Regions from separate parts of the Mus musculus genome. Here all the other regions are linked to region 1. The links are chromatin loops, found by intact Hi-C in ENCODE. Cell type or tissue: left cerebral cortex. All regions are shown on one strand. Links, peaks and the distances in the headings refer to the core of each region. The heading gives the core; the rest is flanking DNA.

Region 1 (6,086 bases), core at 700-5,699:
AGGCTTCCTTAGGCAAGGGGGAGGGAACTTCCTTGCTGTTCCCTCTAGTCCTTGGTCCCCTCAGTTTCCTTAAAGGTGAAACTCCCTGACAGGCACCTATGCCTATGGGCTAAGGAATGGATAGAGGGGAAGAGAGTAGTGCCCCACAGGTCCTGACCAGGCACTTGATGCTGCCCCCTTTTCGTTGTGGATAGGTGAGCATAGGGAAGACCATGTCATAACCATCTCCAAGAGGAGGGCCAGGAAAACCAGCCGCCAGGATCTGCCTGGAGAGTGCCTTCAAGGGAGGCACCGCCCTCGCCTCAGGGCTCCTCCTTTCCTGTTGGTGGAGGGCGGGGTGGGAGGAAAGACTGGGGAGGGGGGAGAGGGCATGTGGCTGCTTTCTGTCCTAGAGCCCCAGGTATGGTGGTGGGCGGATCATAACCTACGATCCAGTCCATATGTCTCCCCGGCCTCTGACAGTCCAGGTATTTGAGACCCCTCCCCATCACCACTCATTCTCACTCCCAGCTTCGTGACGTCATGCTCCTCCCATGGCATGATGGGAGAATCCTAATGTTTTCCAACAGATGCTCCAAGAACAGCTTTCAGATTAAAGCAATTGCAAGAGCAAAGATTCTCCTTTTTCCCTTTTTTTCGGGGGGGTGGGGGGTGGGGTGGGGGGAGGGAGCACCCCCAGACATTCCTGGACATCTCCCCCAGCCCCAAGCACGCCATAAACACTGACAAGAAAAAGTTTTTATTTCCTGGTTCAACTTTTTTTTTTCCCCTGGAATATAAGCAGAAGAATGGGAATAAATACGAATAAATAACAAAGCGAGGCCGCGCAAGCCGGGATGCGCCTGGCTGCAGCCTGCAAGGCTTTTGTCTCCCCACCCTGAAGCCAGCCTGGCGTCCTCCTCCGTTCTTTTTCTTTCCTGGTCCCTTTTGCTTTTCCTTTTAAAAAAGACGCCCTCTCCAGCCCCCTCGCCGGTGACCTTGGCCGCCTAGGATGCTCTGATTCCGCATCTCCCTCCAACTTGCCCCTGCGTCGCCTTTCCCATGGCCGCATCCGAGGACGGCAGCAGCTGCCTTGTGTCGCGGGGCCGCTCGCAGAGTGACCCCAGCTTCCTCAGCGACTCCTCAGCCACCTCCACGGACGCCGGGGAGAACCCAGGTACTGGGCCCGGCGGGGGCGGCCAGGCGGGGTGGGGGAGACACGAGGCAGGTGGCATGGGGACCATGTCCCCACGCGCCACAGCTCCCCCCGCCCCCGCCTTTACTGGGGGGGACAGCGATCCGATTCAGGTGCCACGAGGGCCCGTGATTCCTGTCCCCAGCAAACAGGGCTGCCTCGGAGCCCTTTGTCCAGAGAGGAACCGCTTTGCTGGTAGAGCTAGGTATTCTGCAGTGTGCTCTGTTGGCTGGCTGCTGGTCTTTGAACCCCCAGTAGGGAGTGCCATGGTGGGCAGCTGACTGACCAGTGGAAGGGTCTTCGTGTCACCTCCGCCCAGGGCTGGTGCCTACTCTGCCCTCTGTCCAGGCCCTTCTATGGTCCTGTACAGGGTCCCCACCCGAAGGATCAGGGCAGCAGTACACTCCTGCAGCCACCGTGCCCAAGGCTGTCAATGGGCACCAGGACTCCAGCCAGGTCTGGCGCACCTGGGCGCGCCCGCCTCCCGGGACAGGTGTGCTGGACAGAGCTGCTGTGGGGAAATGAAGGGTGTGAGGCCAACGGGCATTGCCGGGGTTTCTTTCTGCTCTGTGTCCACTCTTCCACATTCAAGGCAATGTGGATTGTTTAGGTGATAAACAGGTCACAGAGGCATCTATGTGGCTTGATTGATGACTTTCCTTGGGACCAAGAAAGGCCTAATGAAGCAGGAGGGGGTGGGCTGTGTGCTCTGTCACCATGGAGACGCAGGAAGCAAAGTGATCATTAAAACCTTTCTCCACCAGAAGGCAATTTTCACTTCTGGGGAGAAGTCAGAGCTTCTGAAATGGATCTTTCAAAAAAAAAAAAAAAATCAGAGCTGGTGTGTGTGTCAAGTGGAGGGGCTCAGTTCTGTGTCTTCATGAGGTGCAATCCCTCTTAGTTGCTGTTTGATAACACCTTGCCTTGCCTTCCTTTGTACACTTCTCTTTAAATCCAAGGACTCATGAATGGGGGCTGAATGGTGTTAAATGATTGTTAAATAATGGCATTAAATCCCAGGGGCCAGCAAAGACTGCCTTTGTAGGGAGAGATTCCATAAGAGCTATACTGCCCAGAAAACCCCCTTTTAAAAAGTAGCTCTGAGGGACCCAAAGTGGAAGAGTGAGGGGGAGGACGGAAGGAGCTGAAGGGGATTGCAATCTCACAGGAAGAACAGCAATATCAACTAACTGGACCCCCACGAGCTCCCAGGAACTAAACCACCAACTACAGAGTACATATGGAGGGAGCCATGGCTCCTTGGTCCTGTGGAGGCCCCAGTGTAGGGGGATGCTAGAGTAGTGAGGTGGGAATTGGGGGGGGAGTGGATAGGGGAGTACCCTCATAGAGGTAAAGGGCAGTGGGGATGGGATGAGAGGTTTTGTGGAGGGGAAACCAGGAAGGCAACAACATTTGAAATGTAAATAAAATGCAATAACCAACATAAATAAATAAACAAAAATAAAGTAGCTCTGTGGGTACCAGGACCTGTTATGGAAATTTTAAGCCATAAACCCACCGAGTCTTATAAGATGTCTTTGTTAGGACTTTGGCAGAGTCAGTCACATCTGCTCACCTCAATGTGCCAGGAGAGGGAGTCCCTGACTCTAGGAGGGCAAGTTGATTTCCATAGTTTCCAGGGCAGGCTGCAGCAAGCAGACCCTTAAGTCATTAATGAAGTCTTCCCTTAGTCCTGTGTAACACCCATGGCAGATAGCTTTCCTAGCTCTCAGAGATACTGTGGAAGGTGAATGGTCCCTTACCAGACAACTACTTCCACTCCTTTGTCTCTTTGGCAGTAAAAAGAGGCAAACTTGAAATGATGGTGGATTTAGCTCTTTGGCTGTCCATGAGCTGATGCATCCGTGGGAGGCAGTAACAGGTTTGGCAGGTGGGCTGCTATCTGTCCACGAGGGAGCAGGGAGGAGGGCTCCGACGCCCAGGATGAAATCTAGCATGGGAGGACATGTGCTGGAGCCGTCGACAGGTTAGAATGGTTAGAATGGAGCCAAGCGAGCAGCTATGGGGGAGTGAAAAGTCTAAAACTCTATGAACTGTAGGGCCAGGTATTGAGCATCTGTGGATTGTGTTCAGCAGTGGAGTTCTGGCCAAAGAGAAAATCTTCAGGTTGAGAGACATCCACAAACCTGAAACAGTAAGGGTGGGGTGTGGAAGGTGCTTGCATATGTGGAAGGTTGTGGGAGACAAGCTAAATGTGATGTACCACCTGACTGCCTGGGATGTGCCAGGGCTTCCAGAGAGTCTGATGTTCTAGTCAGTTCTTGTCACAGCCCTTCATTTGACCCTCCATGCAGGTTCCCTTCCCTCTGGCTACCTGCTGCTCTAGCTGGGCACTCCTGAATGCTGAACCCAGCCAGTAGCGGCACAATGGCCAGATTCAGGTACATAGAAGAATGGCCTACCTCCATCTAGAGTCTTTGTTTTTATAAAACAGTCCTAAATTGCTTTTACCCTTCCTCAAGGCATTTTGAATTTAACGACATTCTCTTAGTCAAATCTCAAAAACGTTCTTGGAAAACCAAGCTCAGGCTGCTTTGGCCCCTCGTTCTCCCCATCAGTACTACCTTGTAGTCCCCCACTCTGATATTTGCTCTTCCCTTCCTGATACAGGACCAGATGGGTGGAAAACAGCCACAGGGGTGTGGCATGTGGGCAAGTCTTCACTGTGTGATCTAATTGCCTTGGCTATGGGGAGCTTACCATACCACTGTGTCTATGTCTGTTTAGAGAACTCTCGCCCTGAGGAGATGTAACTGAATGGCTAGTCCTTCCCTCTAGAAAACCAATGACTGATCTAGACACAATTCTATCAAAATCTAATATGGAAAAACCTGAGAGTTTATTGGGTTTCCTTACAGAACATAGATGAGTGGCTACTTACGGGAATGTCGGCAACTTCAAAACAGCTCCACTACCAGAGGATCTAACCCCAGCATGGATAACAACTGCATGGCCAACCGTCCAGGGTGGATGAATGGAGTTCTTTACCCCTCCATGGTCTCATATACTGTAGCACTTCCCAAGGCTACAAGGTCACATTTCATTAAGGACGTAGGACAGAATTATATACAACTAACAGGGAGAGGAGGAGAGGAGGGGCTGGGATCTCAGGTCGGAGTTCATTAGCCCTCTAGCCCCTCCTCTGTAAGAGAATCTTTGCAGTCAATGCACCTGACCTCAGGGGTCTTTTGCAGATAGTCCCAGTAGATGGGACAGAGATAATACCTGTTGTACTCAGAGGACAGCATTTCCCAGCCGCCTCCTCTCTGTAAGCAGTCATGCAGCGATAGTCTGAGGAATGTGCTTTCTAGTTTAGCTGTGAGGAGTTGTGTTGTGTCCCGTGTTTACCCATGGTGGATAACATGGTGCTGGTGTCCTGAGCAAAGTCTGATTAGTGCTCTTATGATAGCCGGATGCCAGCTCATGGGATCTCCGAGCCATAGGAGTCCACACTTGTTACGGTGATGACATTGCCCTTTCTGCTCAGTATATACTGTTTCACACTTCTTACGGGAGCTGTTGCAGACGGTGACACTACCTTCTGCCCCAAATCTTGCCAATACCCCAGGTCATGAGTTTGTGTTTCTTAGCACGAAGGGTGACAAATGGGATCTGTGATAACTTGCAATTCCTCAGTTGCACTGAGCGTGTTCTTGTGGCTTCCTCTTGTACAGTTTCTCAGCATCCCCCTCTGTGCCGTGGACCGGCTTGCAGGGCTCAAGTTACTTCCCCCAAGTTGGTTGTCCCTGTGTGTCAATGTCTCAGCTCCAGTCATGGCTCCTTCTGCAATTTGCAGGGTTCTTTTTGTAAATTGTACTTTGTACCTAATCCGGGGTGAGGTTTTCTTCCAGAATGAAACTTGCAACAAGCCATGGAGTGTTCCTACAAGCGTCTCTCCTTCCAAGGATCTCAGAGTCCCCAGGGAATCCAGCTCTTTCTCCTTGAGCTGTCAGGTTTCTGGTCACCCCCTGCACCCCATGCTGTCTTTATATTTCCATCTCCAGCGTTCTCCCGCCTTGTTCGTTCTTCCAGGTGTGTCCTTGTGCTACTCTCGGTCTCCCCTTTGCCCACTTGAAGCTCATCTCCTTGGGCTCCAGATGCCAGGACCACAGACCAGCCCACAGCCACTTGTAATGCCTTTTGGAGTGTTTTCGCGTAGCCTCAGATGGACCTTCATTCAGGCTTTAACATGGAGGGACCATTTGTATAATGAGGCAGTACCTCCAACCAAGTCTTCTCCACTCAGTGATCTTGTCTGTGGTGGTCAGGGTCTCTCTGTGTGGCAGGGCCATCCTGTGATTTTAGGGTATGGAGTGACCCCCTGACCTTTATCCTTTATCAACTGATGAGGTTTGGCATAGGCCAGGTGGGAATGATCCAGGAGGAACTTACAGCTATCTATCTTCTACGGAAGTGGGTCACCTTTGCCTTGTTGCAGACTGATGGAGAGGCACAGCCCTGTAGACTCTGGACGAGGTGCCTGCTTCCTCCATGGTCCATTCCTCCTATAGCTGGGCAGAAGCTCCAGCTGGTTAGAATGTTCTCTTTATCACAGTTTCATCATGGGACAGTCGGTCTTAACACCTTCTCCCACAGCTCTGTATCCAGCTGCCTCTGGCCTCCTGGAAACTTTCACTTGCCCTGTGACCTCCCACTCTGGGCCCTGCCTCCGTTCCCACCCTGGAGACTGCCTCAAGCTTTTTTGTCTCCTTCTCTTTCTTTCTCTCATGTACTCTACAGAAGAGCGAGTCTGTGATGTGCCCATTGGTTCTGGGCACTCCTTCGTCTCTGACCCTCAATGGGGTCCTCTGCCTGGGGGTATCGAGGAGCAAAGGACAGTATAGCTAACAGGGATCACAGCTCTTTCTATTTGTATTCCTCGAGTGTTCTC
Region 2 (6,086 bases), core at 531-5,530, 44 kb after region 1:
GGGGCCTCCAGTCACTTGAGGGTTAGGTGCTTCATCTCTGAATGAACCTCATATCAGCTGGTGTATGCTGCCTCTTTTGGTGGTCCAGTGTTTGAGAGATCTCGGGGGTCCAGGTTAATTGAGACTGCTGGTCTTCCTACAGGGTCGCCCTCCTCTTCAGCTTCTTTCAGCCTTCCTTAATTCAACAACAGGGGTCAGCTGCTTCTATCCATTGGTTGGGTGCAAATAACTGCATCTGACTCTTTCAGGTGCTTGTTGGGTCTTTCGGAGGGTAGCAAAGACCTCATTTCTAAGTGAGATCCCTCTCTGAAGTCTGAGTGGATGTGAGTCTTCAGGACACAGTCTTCCATACACCTCTGGGAGGAAGGGGAATTACTGTGGACATGTGGTGATGTACCCAATCTAAGTGGCTTCAGGGAGGTGCTGTTTCCTTCAGGTTCATGGTTACAATCATGGGTGTGAGGGCAATATGGCACACCATGATGGATAGGAAGGAGAGAGCATTCTCATGAGAGGAAAAGATAGACCCTTCAAAGATATGTCCCCAGTGACACACTTCCTCAATCCAGGTCCCACCTTCCAAGCTCTGCCACTCCCCCCAACAGTCTATTCACACTTTCAGTTTGTCAGTGGGTTGATTCTCCCATTAGAGCAGAGGCCTCTGGATCCAGCCACTCCACAAAGCCCTTTGGACAGCAACTAAGCTGCCACTACAGGAGCCTGTGGGAAATAGCTAAGGTTCAGCCCATACCAGGATGGTTCCAGGATGGAGTTGCTAGTGGCTTTGGAAGACAGACACCAGCATTAGGACTCTAGACCACTGGACCAGAAAGACGCATGGACTTATATGTCGCAGGGCTGCCTCTAGTGATACCCTTACGTTAATTTTTTGTCATGCGTGAGTTTGAACAGCTTTTGATACACTCTGCCATAGTGACTGAAGTTCTGACGTATGCATCACATACTCAGTTCACTGAGGGTCCTGAGCCTTGCACGACATGATGCACACACACCCTGCTGCCGCTGACCTATCTCGCTGATGATATGTGTAGGTCCTGGGGCCCACTGACTAGCTCTCATCCAGCCCTGCCATGCCCTTTCCAAGCTGTGTGGCCTTGGGGTGGACTCTGGGATTTTGTGGACTTTAGGCTATCTCTTAGTGGAAGATGAAACATTGTTGCAGTGGGGCTGCAGGCAAACTGGGAGCATTTGGTTGTGCTTATAGGACCTGGTCAGCTCTGTGTTTTGAGGTTTTATGTTTTTTTTTTAATTTTTATTTTAGGGATGTATTTATTTTATGCATATGTGTGCTTTGTCTCCACATATGTCTGTGGGCCGCATACATGCCTTGTGCTCACAGAAGGCAGAAGAGGGCACTGAGTGCCCTGGAACTGAAGTTAGAGATGGCCAGGAGCACTGTCTGGGTTTGGGGGCCTATCTAGGGTCTTCTCAAGAGAGACAAGTGTTCTTGAGTGCTGAGCTGCCTCTCAAGGCAAGTGTTTTATTTTCATTCATTTGTGTTTGCATGTGTGCATGCATGTGCAATTCTGTATATGTCTGTGTGTGTATGCATGCATGTGCAACTGTGTGTGTGTGTGTGTGTGTGTGTGTGTGTGTGTATGCATGTGAGTGCAGTGCCCATGGAGGCCAGAAGAGGGCACCAGATACCCTGGGGCTGAAGTCACAGGCAGTTGAGAGTTGCCTGTTATGGGTACTGGGAACCGAGCTCAGGTCTTGTGGAAGAGCAGCAAGTGCTCTCACTGCTGAGCCATCTCTCTAGCTCCTAGGCTTTACTTTAATGAGAGCATTCTGTGTGAGACTCAGCGTTTAGAGTCCTCTGAACACATGGCTAGGATGACACTAGGGTCACACAGTGGTGTGGAATTTCCCACTTCCTCTTGAGCATAGGTGATTGATAGGTGCCTATTTTCCTTTGACCCTCCTTTCCCCCAAACCACTAGGAGAGATAAGACTCCTTTCATAGTAAGTTCTTTTTGCCAAAGATCCACTTTGTGTAGAAGATCAGGGAATGATAGGATAAGGAGGGGTGGCCGAGTTGGTTCTGAGAGTGCTTGCTGCCTAGCCTGAGGGCTTAAGTTCAGTCCTGTGGGACACACATGATATCAGGAACTAACTTCTATAAGTTGTCCTTGGACACGCACATATGTGCTGCAGCACATGCACACACACATATACATACATGTGCACACATCACACACACATACACACACGTGTACATATCACACACACATACATACACACCACCACACACACATGCACATACATCATACACACAATGCACACACACCACATACTCTTATATACAGACATTCACAGACACACTCCATTCTCCCTCACACACACATAATAAATAGGCAAATAAATGGGCATAAAAACGAATAAATAAAAGGGAGGCAAAAAGACAAACCCCCCTAAAGGACATAGAATGTGGATGTGATAAAGAGAACTTCCAGGTTGAAAGGAGATCAAAAACTATGGCTCTTCTCCCTCCCTCAGCTCGGCAGCTCATCTCTTGGTGGGCATGGCTTTCCTCCCTCCCTCTCAGCTCAGCTGCTCATCTCTTGATGGTAGCCCTGACCTTGCACCATGCAGGATGATTCTTCTTCAAAATGAACCGGAACAGCTCCTCGCCCTAATCACGGCGCTGCCTCTCAGCCTCCTGGTGACTTTGACCTCTAGCCCTTTCAGAGGCTCCTCCACGGAACCTTCTTCACTGGCATGGTTCCAAACACATGATGACCCAGCCTGGATCCCCAAGACCACACTTGGCTGCTGTGCCTTTGAATCTCAGCCTTATGTTTTATCTCAGTCCAACTCCCAGCGTCCTCCCGGAGCCCATGGTGTGGGTCCCTTGTTGGTTGCAGACATCATACATACACTTGGGTGTGTTCAGCTCATTGCTTCCTTCTAGGGCTGAGACCAAAGGGCTGTTTGCTAATCGGTATGGGGGATCAGAAAAGCAAAGGCATTCAGATCCTGGCTCAAGGCTCCCCTTTGACACTCACCAGGAGCACCATGCCTCTTCTTCACTCAGCTCCTGCTGTGCCTCTGTGTAAGCCCTCTCCCATTCACCCCATGTCTTTCAGTCTCCATGAGGTTGGAGATTAGGCCTCTTCAGGCTCCTCTGCCCTTCCCCCTCTCTCATGAACAATCTATTTCTCCCCTCACTGGTGCAGCCTGCTTACTTTGCACCTGGCTTGCTGGTTTTGTCTTATTTTGTAATCAAGCGAAAGCATCTATTTCAAGTAGTCTAAATTGAAGTTTCATTTCCCAAATTGCAGGCACGGCACAAGCAGTCTCCCAGGGAAACACTCACTTTAGCAAAATTTACTTAGCTGTGCCCCTGGTGTGGGGGCATTTTTCAGAGCTCTGAAATGTTTGCTGTGATTACTAACATCGCAGGGACTCCTTTATGTCTGTAGCATTCATAGTATTTGCAATAGCTTATATTTTTCTCATGATAGATTCTGAGACATAAATTTGAGTAGGCAAATATTCTAGGCTTCTGTCTTAGTTAGGGTTTTACTGCTGTGAACAAACACCATGACCAAGGCAATTCTTATAAGGACAACATTTAATTGGGACTAGCTTACAGGTCCAGAGGTCCACTCCATTATCATCTTAGCTGGAGCATGGCAGCATCCAGGCAGGCATGGTGCAGGAGGAACTGAGAGTTCTACATCTTCATCTGAAGGCCACTAGGAGAAGACTGGCTCCTACATAGTTAGGAGGAGGGTCTTAAAGCCCATGCCCACAGTGACACATTTCCACCAACAAGGCCACACCACCAAATAGTGCCACCCCTTGGACCAAGCCTACAAACCACCACAGCTTCATAAAACAAAAACAGTTGCCACTCCAAAGGGCTGGTCTGGCCTGTGCTGCTTCCTCACACCAAGGTGTTTGATTTCGGTGGACCCCATAATGCCCGGGGAACAGGTAGAGAATTGGCTGGGCTGAGTAAAGACAATGGAGCTATTTGTGCCTCTCTGAGTTCAAGTGAAATGAACTTGTTCCAAAGCACAATGTTGGGATCATAAGCTATGCACTTGGGCATTGAAAACAGAGGGTGGGACCAAGACATTGCAGTGATGGCCAAGCGCCAGTTAGGAAGGGTGCCCATGGACTCCAGGTTGAACTGGGTAGAAATGCCCTGTGGGAGCTGAGGGAGGGACTGAGGGGGAGGGAGGCCAATGCAACTTCCATATCTTAGTAGAGGGCAAGATTAGCGGTCTGAGTGAAGAAGGAACACAGGTGTGTCGTGTTCTCATGGGAAGGTAGGGGTGGGTTAAAGTGAGTATCCTAGTGGCCTGGTTGTGGTGACTTGATTGGTTCTGTGTTGAATGTGGAGGGCTTGTGATGCCAAAGTGGGGGATTTCATCTTCCCAGGGGTACTAGGAATTGTAAGGAGACCACTGAGGCCCTGTGGGACATCAATGGTCACAGGAACACTAAAGGTTATAGTTAATTTGGCCAGGCAAACTGAGGTGGAGTGTGGGCTTATCAGCAGGAGCGTGGAAGCGCTTGGGCCTAGCCCCCAAGGACAGTCTGTGAAGAAGACTGAAAATCCAAAAAGAATCTAGATGCAGGGACCTAGATGTAGAGAAAGAGGGACTATGAGTCTGGTACCTGCTGGATACCCCTGGTGTGGTAGCCAAAGCTGGCTCCTCCTCACTTGGGCTCTATAATACTTTCTGTGGCTCCTTTCCTAGCCTCACAGAAACACCCTTTGTGAAGACACCCTTTGCCATCAAGTGCCATGCCATCAGCCTGGAGCCTGATTTGGGGACCACTCACATATCCCCCAAATCTACCTGTCCCAGCCAAAACACGGGGCCCCTGGTCTACTGCACAGGGACATAAGGCTAGAGCTAGTGCTCCAGAGAATCAGTGAGCGGTGCAGAATAGAGAGGGATGTTTGGTGCAGGACTCAGGGAATGCCTGTTTGTGACAGTTACACTGGTAATTTGGAGGCAGATATATATAGACAGACACACACACAAAGAAAGAGACAGAGAGAAAAAGCTAAAGACAGACACAGAGAAACAGTGAAGAGAGAAAGACAAAACGAGAAACATACAGATTGAGAGACTGAAGCAGAGACCAGGCTGAGATGCAGCTGGCTGTCCTCTGTGCACCAGGCACATCAGGGGCCAGAGAGATGGAGAGAAGGCACAGGTACTGGCTGCAGGTCTAGGAGCCTGGGACTCTGGAAGTTCCTCTCTATTATCCACTTTCCCCTTAAGCTAGTCTGGCTGGACTCCGGCTCCTCACCCTGTGTCTTCTTAAATAATGGCTTGTTATTTTTGCACAGAAGCACAACATTACCTTCAAATGACCAACCTTTCAGTGGCTTCCTGTGACCAGCCTGAAAACTCCCACCTGAGGCACATTGCCTGAGATGTTCCAGTAGTGCTGATGTGATGGGGTGCTGGGATGTAGATTATCAGATCTCAAGGCAGTTGGTCAGCTTTGAGTAGCCCATCTCCTTATAGATATAGAAATGTCTGCTCATAGATCAACCCAGAGTGAGGCCAGCTCAATAGGACCAGAAGCCATCCCCCAACTCCACAGCTGCCCCCACCATGACCCTGGATCGAATAATGACTCATTCAAACCCTCCAGCCTTCTGTATCCTTAGGCCAGCTGAGTGCCCTAGGCTGGCTTCCTCTGAGTCAGGATGGGGCTTAAAGGTGTCATTAGCTGGGCAAGGACTCTGCAAAGGACAGAGGCAACTTCTCAGTGTCATCAATGACTGTGGAATTAGATTATCCAGAATCCTTAATGGGACATGGCTCTTAGCAAACATGCAATAGATGTGCAATTTCCCCCCAGGAATTTTCTGCGGAAGACCTGGCTCTGGGTTGGAGCTCACTCTTGGGGTTCCTTCATCTCTCTATTGCCCCCTCATCCTTTTTCCCTTCTCTCTCTCTTTCCCCCAGTTCATATCCCCGAGGCTTTGCTCTGCTGAACTCTTTGTTTCAGCCCTGGACAGGTGTACCTGTTATCTAGGCAGACACTGAGAAGGAAGGAGCCCAATGTCCCTCTTGAGGCAGAAGCAGGGT
Region 3 (6,086 bases), core at 531-5,530, 58 kb after region 1:
AACACATACACACATGCATGTTGAGAGCATGTGTGTGTATGCATGTACACACACACACCAAACCAATATACAAAAAAACCTAGATGTAGTTAACACTAGACATGATCTCCCTCCAAGGGTGTCAGGCCAGAGGACTCTCCGAACTTTGTAAATACAACACCAACAGGTGTCAGGATGTCACAGGCAAACGAGTGCCAGATTATGGTCTGAGAAGGTTAGAAGGAACTGAAGAGATACTGATGCCTGTTATGTCGCTTAGGTCCATGGATACCCTGAGTCACTTCATGATCTTCTCTGTGCCTGACCCTTGAGGAGGCGCTGACTGGAGCAGCTGATCACTGGGGAGTGTAGAACCAGGAAGCTTGGAGGCCGTCTTGACTCTCTGCTAAATATTCCATTCCTTCTCATCTTGGAGACAGAATGCTCTCTGGAAGCAGCTTAAGTGAGGGTGGGCTTATTTGGACTCACAGTGTGAGAGGATGCTGACCATCAAGGAGAGCTCATGGTGGTAGGAGAGTGGGGCTGGCATTCCCTGCATCCCAGCAGACCAGAGAGCAGGGCTCTCCAGCCAGGCTCTCAGGGCCAACATCCAGCAGCCTTGTTTTCTCCCAGGTTGTCTGCATCTTCTGGAAGCTCCAACATGGCAGTATCAGATGGGGAGGGAGTGTTTAAGCATAGGAGCATATAAGGGGTATCTCACATTCCACCCATATCTACTGGCAAGCTGGTTTCTCCTCATCAGATTTTGAAGATGGTAATCTGAGAACGAGAAAGTGGGGTGTATCTCAGGAAGCAGCACAGGCCCCACTGGGATGGTTAGTGGCCCGCAGGCTTTCATTCTCTGGGAGCATTATCAGTGGAGTTTGGTCTTTTGAAGTTAAGCAATCTGCTTCTTGAATGAGACTTCCACATCCATTTTTTTCGTTCGTTCATTCATTATGTGTGTGTATCTCCATGCTAGTGTGTGCGGTGCTCTCACAGAAGAGAATGTTGGATCCCCTGGGGCTGTAGTTACATGTGGTTTATGAACCATCCATATGGTTTCTGAGAACCAAATGAGTTGTGCTGGATAATTTTATGCCAATTTGACACAAGTTAAAGCCATCTGAGAAAGAGGGACATCAATTAGGGGATGCTCCTGTGAGATCAGGCTGGAGGTAAGCCTATAAGGGCATTTTCTTAATTAGTGATTAATGGGGAGGGCCCAGCCCATTATAGGTAGTGCCATCCCTGGGCTGGTGGTCCTGCGTTCTATGAGAAAGCACGATAAGCTAGCCACAGAGAGCAAGCCAATGAGCAGCACCCCTCCATGGCCTCTGCAACAGCTCCTGCCTTCTGGTTCCTGTCCTGTTGGAGCTCCTGTTCTGACTTTGTTCCATGGTGAACGGTGATATGGAAATGTAAGCCTAACAAACCCTTCCCTACTCAACTCGCTTTGGCCATGGTGTCTCGCCGCAGCAATAGTAACTGTAACTAAGACCCACGCGCTCTTTACTGCTGAGCCATCTCTCCAGCCCTGCGTGGGGTTTCTTTGCATGTGAGTTTTGCCACTAAGTGTTTATATCAATCTCTCTCTGGTTGCTGGTTCTCAGTGCCTGACGTGCAATGGCAGATCTGACCTCTTTCACTGCAGAGCGATGGATGCAGCACGGGGATGCAGCTGTTTTCCTAGTTGCTTTGACTGTGGCATCTCTGGGCCACAGGCAGCCATTGTTCTTCTGTGTGGGGTACTCTGGGAAGGATAGGGTGATAGCTCGGCATTTTATATTGGAGGTAGGAGTTATCGTTCACCACATGGCTGCTGAGAAGTGCATAGCAAAAGAGGTTTGATTTCCTGAGACGCCCCCATGGACCTTTGTGGGGTTTGCCTTGGGGGTCAATCCTATGGAGACCCCAAGTTCCTGGAACTTTGTTTGTGCTGAGGCCTCCAAAAAGTGGAATCTATTGATCAGTTTTCTGCTGGGGACTCTAAAAAGTGGGATGTATTGATCAGTTTTCCAGTCCAGGCATCTTGGGGGTGTTTAGAAAGTGTCAGAAGGAAGGAGGCGAGAGTGAACAGATCTGTCATAAACGCCAGCCATGGTAGGTCCTGGGCCATTGAGCCTGGCTGGTCCTCACAGTCTAGCATCCAACCACATGCTTACACGGTCCCCTGGCCAAAAACAGCCTTTCCCTCCTTCCCTAGCCCTTCACATCTAGCCCCTGCTGTATGGAACCTTGAATCTCCCCCTTCACCACACCAGGGCCTCAGGCTCCTCGTCACTGTAAGATACACGGACCCTAGGAGACCATGCAGCTTCCTGCAGGGTTCCTGCCTCATGTTCCAGCCTCTCTGACTGGGTTTCTGCTCAGCTGCTCTTTGACTTTGTCTTTCATCCCCTTTTCCCATCATCCTGTGCACAAACCCCAGACTCAACCAACCACAGGCTGTGAAATCTAGTCTCAAGCCTCATTCCTGGGGAGCACAGGCCACACAGCCTGGTGGTTTAAAGTTGTGCCTGGGAGCTGAGCCATCTGGGTTTGAAACCTGGCACCACTGTGTGTTGGTTCCCCAACTCGACTTCATGCTTTCCTAGTCTGCAAAGCTCCAATGACAAGGGCTACCTCCCTCACAGCTTGTCCTGAGGCTTAGTAAATGTGTGGGTGTTGAGCTCTGCTGGGTGTGTGGTGGGTTTGGCACAGACATTTATTGTCTCTGTACTTGTTGCACACTGGCCACTCCTCAGTTTGAAAGACTCTCCTGCCTCAGGGCCGTTGCTCCTGTTTTCCCTCTAAGAACATCTGACACTTGTTGCTTGGCCAGCCTGTTGTTCTTTGATAGCTCCTAAGAGCAGCCTTCCATAGTCACCCTAAAGAGCCATCTCAACTCCCATGTCTTCCTTCATAGCAGTGCCTGCTGGTGTGTTGCTTCTTTTGGTGAGAACCTTCCTGACATAAAGACAGCCACCTTGCCAATCACTGCCTACACCATGTTGCCTGGAGCAGAGGGCCCTCAGGACAATTGGGTGGCTAAAGGAGGAAGGTCTGAGGTGTGGGGAGTGGTCTTGCACCCTGCTTTCCCTGTCCTTACATGAATTTGTAAGGTGCCAACTTCTAAGGCACACCTATCTCTTATGTGCTATGGCATGTGGTAGGCACCCTACAGGGTGTCCAGTTCTTTGTGTCCAGAATCACACTTCCTTTTTGACTAGAAGCAGAATAAGGGTGAAGAGAGAGGGCAGGGTATGTATGGGCTGGGCTGGTTGCCTAGATGTGGCCTCAGCCTAACCATTTACTGATCAAGTAACCCTGACAACCGTATTTATCCATCAGCAGCTCTCTATCCTTACCTAAACAAGCAGAGTAAACGATAGTACATTATTCCAGGGCTGTTGGGAAGATTACATGAGCCTGTTACATTCATAGTCCTGGAACCAGCCAGAACTGGAATAGCACTCACTTGGTGTATAGTAAGTATTGTCTGAATGTGAGCTGGTGTGAGACTGTCAGTGGTGGTGATAGTAATAGTGGTGATTGTGTTGGTGATGGCGGTAGTAGTAATACAATGTGAATAATGGTGGTAGTGCATTTGATAGAGCTGCTGGTGGTGATTGTGTTGACAGTGGTAGTCATGGTGATGGTGATAATGATGGGGATGATGGTGGTAATGTTGACAGTGATCACAGTGAAGGAAAGGAAAGGATGGTGATGGTGAAATGATGATAGCTTTGATGGTGTTGATACCGGCTTTACTGTTGGCAGGGATGATAGTGAGGATGACAATGGAAGCCATAGTGATGGTGACGATTATAATGGTGATGACCGTGATGGTGGTGGCAGTATTATGATGGTACTACTGGTGGTGGTGGTGAGCATTGTTATCATGGGTATGGTGATGCAGATCGTTCCAACGTTTGAGGTGGTGATGATGAGGGAGATGTGGTTCTTTGTAATAGAGTTCAAACTATGGAGCAGGAGTGAGTGGATTTGATGAAAATTGTGGAGAGTTAAATAGAAAGCTAGGACACAGGCCAGCATCACTGGGGACTGGACAATCTTCCTTAGCAGTGTCAAGTGGATGTAGCAGATTCACAATCCTGGAATCCATGCAAGCTGACGCATGACGTGACTGCTCTGCTGAGTGTGGCCTCGAGCCTCCAGGGAGTCGAGGAAGACTCTGGAGCTCCCTTGGTGGCACAGGACCCACTTCGGGATTTCCAATCTGTTACACATAGATCCTTTCATGGACATGGAAAGAAATACTGTCAGTCCATTCCTCTTAGGGGTACAGGATGTATACTCGTCCCAATCAAACACTTTGTTGCTACTAGCAACACATTCCAGGTCTTGCTTGTGGGGAGCATGCATTGTAGTTGTGACCCACCCTGAGGTTTGAACCTACCAAGCCCCTGGGTCAAATGACCATTTCCCCTTATACCTTTCTCAAGCCCTCCAAGCATCCACATAGAGAAGAACACTTTACTTATGGCTGACACTACCTTTGATGCCCAATACTGGCTGTATTCACTTGTCTAAAGATCAGAGAACAGCTTCAGGCATAGACCCAGGACAGGGCACAGAGTCTTGCCAGAATGTAGTAATTACATTGACTTGTATCCATTGTGTGTGTGTGTGTGTGTGTGTGTGTGTAACATTTTTGGAAATTGATTCCGATATTTCTAGTAGAGTCAAAATGTAAAGTTTCTTTCATAGATAAGTTCATTTCTGTGTCTAAAATAAGTTCATTAGAATATAAATCATACAGTTTATGCATCTGAGTGTATTCACAGAGCAAAACCTACAAAGGCAGTGCAAAGGAGGATTCTTGACACCTTTGTAGAGTGCTCTAGCTCGCACCCGAGCCAGCCGGCGACATTGGAAGGGATCATTTGGGGCCATGTAAGGTGTTCCACCTCATCACCAGGTAGGGTTAGTTTCTTCATCACAGCCCCGTGCAGCGTGATAAAAGCCAGATCAGCCTAGGCGTTGTGTCCTGAGAGTGTATGGCTGATTACTCCTTTCCTGGTGTTGAGGGAGGCTCTATGTCCAACTTTAAAGCCAAGCCTCTACTCCTTGCTCAGAACTCTGACCTGTGCCTTGGCACACACAGGCCACTGTATCATGTGTCTTCCCTATGCAATCTTCCAGTCTTTCTTCCTTTTCAATGTGGTGTGCGTTGAATCATTGAAGACTAGATACATAACAATGAAACTTCAAACCGTGAGATCTTTTCTCCTGGTCAGGACGGAGAGGCAAAGAGCATCGTGGGACGCCAGCTCGGTTCCCCAGCTCAGGCTGGGTGATGTCACACTTGTTCCCAGCGTTAATTTCTATTCTTTGCCAGTGTTCAGATCTCAGGCCTCTATTTAAGACACAACACAGAACTCTCCGAAGCTCATATTTGCATCCTGTGTGGGCCGAGGTGCCTGGCTTCATTCTTGCTATATATACACCCCAGCATCTCCTGGTATTTTTAAATGCGCCTCTTCAGAGCCAGCTTCTCTGTCATGTACACTCATCACAGCACCAGTGAGCTGCCATGCTCTTTGCAGAGTCCTGGGGGGGTCAGATGACACATAACCCGTGTGTGCTCACAAGTGGGCACCATGCTCCCTGCAGGTTACAGGGCCACCTTGGAGGGAGGACAGGATGCCAGGAGACTACATCACCTGCTGCTGCATCCAGAGATCTGAGAGCCACCAAGCCTCCATTTGTGCCTTATCCTCACCCCGGTCAAGTCCTGCTTCCCAGTGTTCTGCTGGAGTACAGCCATTTCCATTTATTTCCTCTCCCCTGGTCACCGTGCTGAGGACTGCCCCCTGGAAAGCTGCAGAGACATCTCTGTTTCCTCCTCTGTTAGGCCCTCCTGTTGAGTCTCTGATGGGTAACTGTGTGCATGCATGTGTTCAAGTGTGCACACATGTACACATGGATGCAGGTGTACGTGCAGGTATGTGCATGTGCATGCAGAAGCTAGAGGTCAACCACGTCAGGTGTCATTCCTCAGATGTTGCCTACCTTGTTTTTGAGATGGGGCAACCTAGAAATTGCTGTGTAGGCCAGGGATCCTTCTGTCTCCACCTCCTCAGAAATGAAACTGTGAGCTC

What was found. Peaks named below come from ENCODE experiments on the same cell type or tissue, not always from the same donor. Only the 100,000 strongest peaks of a DNase experiment are listed, where the experiment ranks them.
Region 2: it touches region 1 in a loop (2.4-fold over the local background); 5 of 42 quality-filtered maps call a loop at or near these places.
Region 3: it touches region 1 in a loop (2.8-fold over the local background); 5 of 42 quality-filtered maps call a loop at or near these places.

The regions. Positions count from the first base shown.
Region 1 is chr2:178,141,344-178,147,429 of GRCm38, forward strand. It overlaps Phactr3 (phosphatase and actin regulator 3), which reads left to right and starts at 590. Exons shown (of 13, transcript NM_028806.2): 1 at 590-1,156. The coding sequence starts at 1,042. In left cerebral cortex, for the core only: CTCF peaks have their summits at 1,484 and 2,750 (motif pointing right); DNase peaks (open chromatin) are centred at 1,171, 1,699, 1,825, 2,996 and 1 more place; H3K4me3 peaks cover 3,171 bases; H3K27ac peaks cover 2,976 bases.
Region 2 is chr2:178,185,986-178,192,071 of GRCm38, forward strand. The region is part of intron 1 of Phactr3 (phosphatase and actin regulator 3); the gene reads left to right. Among named protein-coding and RNA genes, the nearest start is that of Phactr3, 47 kb to the left of the region's middle. In left cerebral cortex, for the core only: a CTCF peak has its summit at 1,649 (motif pointing right); a DNase peak (open chromatin) is centred at 3,212; H3K27ac peaks cover 861 bases.
Region 3 is chr2:178,199,268-178,205,353 of GRCm38, forward strand. All of the region lies in intron 1 of Phactr3 (phosphatase and actin regulator 3), which reads left to right. Among named protein-coding and RNA genes, the nearest start is that of Phactr3, 60 kb to the left of the region's middle. In left cerebral cortex, for the core only: no CTCF peak of the experiment used is centred there; DNase peaks (open chromatin) are centred at 2,619 and 5,389; H3K27ac peaks cover 2,631 bases.